2 separate regions of the Homo sapiens genome follow, and region 2 is linked to region 1. The links are chromatin loops, found by intact Hi-C in ENCODE. Cell type or tissue: K562. All regions are shown on one strand. Links, peaks and the distances in the headings refer to the core of each region. The heading gives the core; the rest is flanking DNA. Region 1 overlaps EXOC2 (exocyst complex component 2). Region 2 overlaps EXOC2 (exocyst complex component 2).

Region 1 (2,914 bases), core at 287-2,786:
ATGCCCTTTGCATCTTTTTACTGAGTTTATTTTTCTTGATTTTAAGATATCTAGCAAGAACATTAACCCTCTGTCCATTACATGTACTGTAAATATCTTCCCCAGTTTATCATGTGACTTTTCACACTGTTTTTGGTATTCTTTGCCCTTGGGAAATACTGAGTATTTTCATGTCAAACCTATTGACCTTTTCTCTACTACTTCTAGGGTCATGCTTTCAAAGTCCTGTTTCTGGTACTTTAATGTTATCTGTTTTTATGACTTAGTTGTTTGACTCAGTTGAAATCTTTTTTGGAGTACCGAATGCCTAGCTGATACACATAATTCACTAAACAATCCACTTCTCCACTAACCTGAAATGTCAATTTTGTTTTAGACAAAAATTCTCATTTTTGCTTGAATGTTTCCTGGCCCTCTCTATATTTTCTCCCACTGCCCTATCTTGAACCTGTACCAGTGATTTAATTTCTGTATTATATTTCAATATCGAATAGGACAATCTTTCAGAACTTCTCTCATTCTCTCACAGATACTGCTCCAGATGAATTCTAAAATATTTTGTCAGAGTCTAAAAATAATCTTCCTGGAATTCTGATGGGAATTATCACCAGCCTGATATAGTACATACTTAGACTTCTTTGTTTGCCGTCTAGCTCTAACCACAATGATGTAAGTTAGAGGAGTTCTTATCTGTTCCATACACTGCTGTACACCCAGCATTTAGAACAGTATTTGCCATGCAACTGGTGTTCAACACAAATTTTTAAATGAATGTATGAAATGTATAAATTTCAAGATAATTTCAGGATATTTAAAATATATATATATATTTTATATATATATATATATATATTTTTTTTTTTTTTAGACGAAGTCTTGCTTTTGTCGCCCAGGCTAGAGTGCAATGGCGTGATCTCGGCTCACTGCGACCTCTACCTCTCAGGTTCAAGCGATTCTCTTGCCTCAGCCTCCCGAGTAGCTGGGATTACAGGCGCCTGCCACCATGCCCAGCTAATTTTTGTATTTTTAGTAAAGACGAGGTTTCACCATGTTGGCCAGGCTGGTCTCGAACTCCTGATCTCAGGTAATCTGCCCACCTTGGCCTCTCAAAGTGCTGGGATTATAGGCGTGAGCCACTGCGCCCAGCCAAGATATTTAAAATATTTACATTAAATCCTCCCACTTATTCAAACCATTTTTTATGACTGTCAATGAATTATTCAGTTCTGTTCTTAGGGAGTTCACATAATATACAGTATCTTGAAGTCAGTCAAGTCACTGAGCTCTCCTGAAATCATTTTTCAATTGACCTTTTATGTCTCTAATGTAGAAAATCTTACTATCTTCATGTACTGTAATTATGGCTTTTACTCTTCAAAGTTTATGTCATTTATTTAACTGACATTGCGTTTGCTGTAATTTTCAAAACACTGCTGAATAACAGTGGTGCCAGAAAGCATCTTTGTCTTATTTGTAACTAATGACGAATCCTCTAGAGCAGTGTTTCCCAAACTGTCATTAGCGCCCCCAAGAGTCTTTTTAGGTGTTTTCCCTAACTGCCCTCCATGGAATTTTAGATCACAGGTCCAGACAGAGCAGCATGCGAAGGCTCGCATTGTGAATTTTAGCCCCAGATAGACTGCAAGAACAAACCAGCAATCTCAGACCCTCTGAAGGAAGTAAACTGCTCTTGCAGGACCTGGGAGACACTCCAAATACTGTGAGTGCCCCAACTGTGGAAGTGGGAAAAGGAGCCCTTCCTCTCCCGAACACACACTCCCACTGGAGAAGCTGAAGGTCTGTTTGCGGGAGAAGTTTCCGACTTTACCTGGAGCTGAGTCAATCTGGAGGGGTGAGCGAAACACAGGGGTAGAGGCAGCAGAAAAGCCCTGGGAGCTCACTGTGTCCCCTTGCAGGCCATTCCTGCCTGGCACCACAGGGATCCATCTGGAAGGTGGCCTGAGGAGCAGGGGGTACAACTCCACAGGGAGAAGGAAATCTCTAACTGAACTTTGTAACAATTTCAAGGGACTGAGAAGCCTCCTGGCCAGAACTTGGGAGAGGACGCAAATCTGGTGTGCAGACTCCACAGGCGGGGACAGAACCCAGCCTTTTTAGTTCGCAGCTGGGAGGCAGGTAGCCTGGGGCAGATTTTCAAGCCGTCTTGCCACTCAGGGCTGTTGGGGGGGGGACACGGGGGGCACGGTGGTTGTGAGACTGGCCCTTCAGTTTTGCGTGGGAGCTGGGTGAGGCCTGTGACTGCAGACTTTCCCCCACTTCCCTGACAACCTGCATGACTCAGCAGAGACAGCCATAATCCCCCTAGGTACAGAACTCCACCCCCATCCCCCAAGACCCACCCATCCCCCCCAACCCGATGGTCCTTCCCTACCCAACCTGGTAGTGGAAGACAAAGGACATATAATCTTGGGAGTTCTAGGGCCCCGCCCACTGCCAGTCCCTCTCCACACTACTACAGCTGATGCTTTCTGGAAAGCACCACCTCCTGGCAAAAGGCCAACTAGCACCAAACTAGAGCATTAAACCACCAAAGCTAAGGACCCTCCCTCAGGGAGTCCATTGCACCCTCCGCCACCTCCACTGGAACAGGCGCTGATATTCACATTCACGGCTGAGAGACCATAGATGGTTCACATCACAGGACTCTGTGCAGGCAACCCCCAGTACCAGCACAGAGCTGGGTAGACTCGCTGGGTGCTAGACCCAGAAGAGAGACAACAATCTTGCAGTCTGGCTCACAGGAAGCCACATCCACAGGAAGATGGGGAGAGCACTACATCAAGGGAACACTTTGTGGGACAAAAGAATCTGAACAACAGCTTTCAGCCCTAGACCTTCCCTCTGACAAGGCTACCCAAATGAGAAGGAACCAGAAAACCAACCCCGGTAATAT
Region 2 (2,914 bases), core at 280-2,779, 55 kb before region 1:
TTATGCTTTCTCTTATTTCAAAGTGACCATTTGGTCCTTTCCTTGGTACTGACACTTGAGACAGATCACGGAAGTGATTTCTAATCTGCTCTCCACTTGCTGTGAATTGGAGAGGTCAGAGGCAGGACAGAAGGAACGCCCCCTCACCTGCTACCCCACCCACCACAGCACAATGTATCCCAGGAATAAGCAAGTTGAATGAGATTAGGAAGTGAAACATTAGGGTGCCTGGAATATCAGAGTAACCCTAAAATGTACAAATTCACAAAGAGACCTAACTACCTCAATTTCAACAGGCTAGAAAATGACGAGATAGGCTGCCGGCTATACCATAACGATGCTATACGGACAGGATCATTAACAGTACTGAAAGCCTGTTTCACAGCACTATGCCTGACACTCTGTGTGGAGTAGATGGAACTGAGGAAAGAGCTGACGTCAGCACGTACCCCTCTCAAGAGCAACTGTCAGTATCTCTTCACCTCCAAGCTGAGTTGGCAGCTTGAAACCAACCCCAATGGGAGTATTTACACCTTGGAAATTGGGAAATGCTAATATTAGGTTAATTTTTTCTATCTTCTTCTTTTTTTTTTTGAATGCATGTTGTGAAATATTTGCCAGCCAGCCACTGAGCAAACGTCAGTTTCTTTTCCACATCCTGGCCCTTCTGGATATTCCCTAGTGTTCCAAATCCTTAGCATTCTTCTTTCATTTTGCACGTGGTACTTGGGTTAAATCATTCAATCCTGTTTGTCCAACTACCATCTTTATGCTGGTGACTCCCAAATCTGTGTTTCAAGATGTGTTTGCGAGCGTAAGACCAATCCTTAAAAATATTTTCACTAGACATGCAATAATGATAGCTAATAATGACAGGAATATTTTCACTGGACATACAATAATGACAGCTAATAACGACAGGAAGCACTGATGCTATGCCAGGTGTGATTCGAAAACCCTCATGGGTATTAGTTCACCTGCACATGGTTATGTCGCTGTAAGACAGGCACTGTTTTTACCCCCGTTTTATGTTGGAGGCAACTGAGACACAGAGGTTATTCAAGTTGCCCAGTGTGACATCATGGGGACATAGTGAGAGCTAGCAAAACCCATCAGCACGACCCTCAGGAATCTCAAATTCAACATGTTGAACTGAATGTTCTCATCTCTATGCCTCTCCTTATGCGCCAAACGTGCTCCTTCATCCATCTGAGGCCAGACATCTGTAAATCACCAATGACTACTTCCTTTTCCCTATGTAACATGTCAAACCTTCCCTGTCCCTTCACCTTTCTCACCTGCCACTCGCTCTACCTTCACTAGCAGCCACGTCACCCTCACGTTACTTTATTCCATTACTACACACATTACTGCTGACCTGGCTTAACATGCCTACCGTCCACTTCTGGCTGCTCTCCTCTTGCCTCTGGCGTACCTCCCTTCTCGTCCATTCTCTATACAGATGGCAGATTGCTCTTTAAAAATCTCCTATCGTTCTGTTAAACTTCTGCGATGGCTCACTATTTGTCTTCAGAATAAAGACAGATTCCACACTACTGCACAGCCAGTTCGTCAGGGGCAGACCTCGTCTACCCTGCGGCCACACCTCTCCTATCTGCACACAGCCACACTGGACCCTGCTTCCTGGGCTGCGGCCTATCTCCTCTCTGAACTCACGCGCTGGCCCTGCGGGGACACACCTGCCTCCCTCCACTCAGCCACCCACCGCTGGCCTCTGCTTGTCTCTGAACTCACGCGCTGGCCCCGCGGGGACACACCTGCCTCCCTCCACTCAGCCGCCCACCGCCGGCCTCTGCTTGTCTGGGTACTTCCTGCTCCTCTCTTAAGGCTCCTGTGTCCTCCCCTGGTATTCTCTGCACTCAACTTTTTGGCTTGCTTCCCCTTTTGTGGGCTGTAGCCACACCTGAGGACTCCCACCAGAGCAGTATTATCAAACCATCATTTGATCACCTGAATATGTGTATTTTCCATTCAGTTATAATCTCTAGAAGTAAAGTACAAGTTTTATTTTTATATCCCTAGGATAAAACAAACATGTGCTCAATAAATGCTTACAGAGGAAGGACTAAAAATTGCTGTCTGAATCAATGACCAGTATTCTTACTACTCAGAGAGGTGGTACAACACCCCATGGGCAGGCCTGGCTTTGCACAGTGTGCAGGGCTATGACAGGGGCTGTGCAAGCTAAAATCCAGCAAGACCATCTAATAATCAATGGGAAAATTACATTTGTTCTGTGATATCCAAAAACGTTTGTTGAAACATTAAAAACTCACTTATTGTTGGTTACGAATGAATAACAATTTTTTAAAGTACAACTAATATTTAATATACAATTTAAAACATCAGAGATTCAACTTCTTCCTGGTTTAGACTTGGGAGGGTGTATGTGTCCAGGAATTTATCCATTTCTTCTAGATTTTCTAGTTCATTTGCGTAGAGGTGTTTATAGTATTCTCTGATGGTAGTTTGTATTTCTGTGGGATCGGTGGTGATATCCCCTTTATCATTTTTTATTGCATCTATTTGATTCTTCTCTCTTTTCTTCTTTATTAGTCTTGCTAGCGGTTTATCAAGTTTGCTGATCTTTTCAAAAGCCAGCTCCTGGATTCACTGATTTTTTGAAGGGTTTTTTGTGTCTCTATCTCCTTCAATTCTGCTCTGATCTTAGTTATTTCTTGCCTTCTGCTCGCTTTTGAATGTGTTTGCTCTTGCTTCTCTAGTTCTTTTAATTGTGATGTTAGGGTGTCAATTTTAGATCTTTCCTGCTTTCTCTTCTGGGCATTTAGTGCTATAAATTTCCCTCTACACACTGCTTTAAATGTGTCCCAGAGATTCTGGTATGTTGTGTCTTTGTTCTTGTTGGTTTCAAAGAACATCTTTATTTCTGCCT

What was found. A loop is a pair of places that touch in the nucleus more often than their neighbours do. Peaks named below come from ENCODE experiments on the same cell type or tissue, not always from the same donor. Only the 100,000 strongest peaks of a DNase experiment are listed, where the experiment ranks them.
Region 2: a loop joins it to region 1, with 5 times the contacts of the local background. A loop is called at or near these places in 2 of 110 quality-filtered maps.

What each region holds. Positions count from the first base shown.
Region 1 is chr6:657,814-660,727 of GRCh38, forward strand. The region is part of intron 1 of EXOC2 (exocyst complex component 2); the gene reads right to left. Among named protein-coding and RNA genes, the nearest start is that of HUS1B, 2.2 kb to the left of the region's middle. RefSeq lists enhancers at 1,301-2,249, 2,250-2,914. In K562, for the core only: a CTCF peak has its summit at 1,542; DNase peaks (open chromatin) are centred at 688 and 2,315.
Region 2 is chr6:603,031-605,944 of GRCh38, forward strand. All of the region lies in intron 7 of EXOC2 (exocyst complex component 2), which reads right to left. Among named protein-coding and RNA genes, the nearest start is that of HUS1B, 53 kb to the right of the region's middle. RefSeq lists an enhancer at 1,716-1,785. In K562, for the core only: no CTCF peak of the experiment used is centred there; a DNase peak (open chromatin) is centred at 1,621.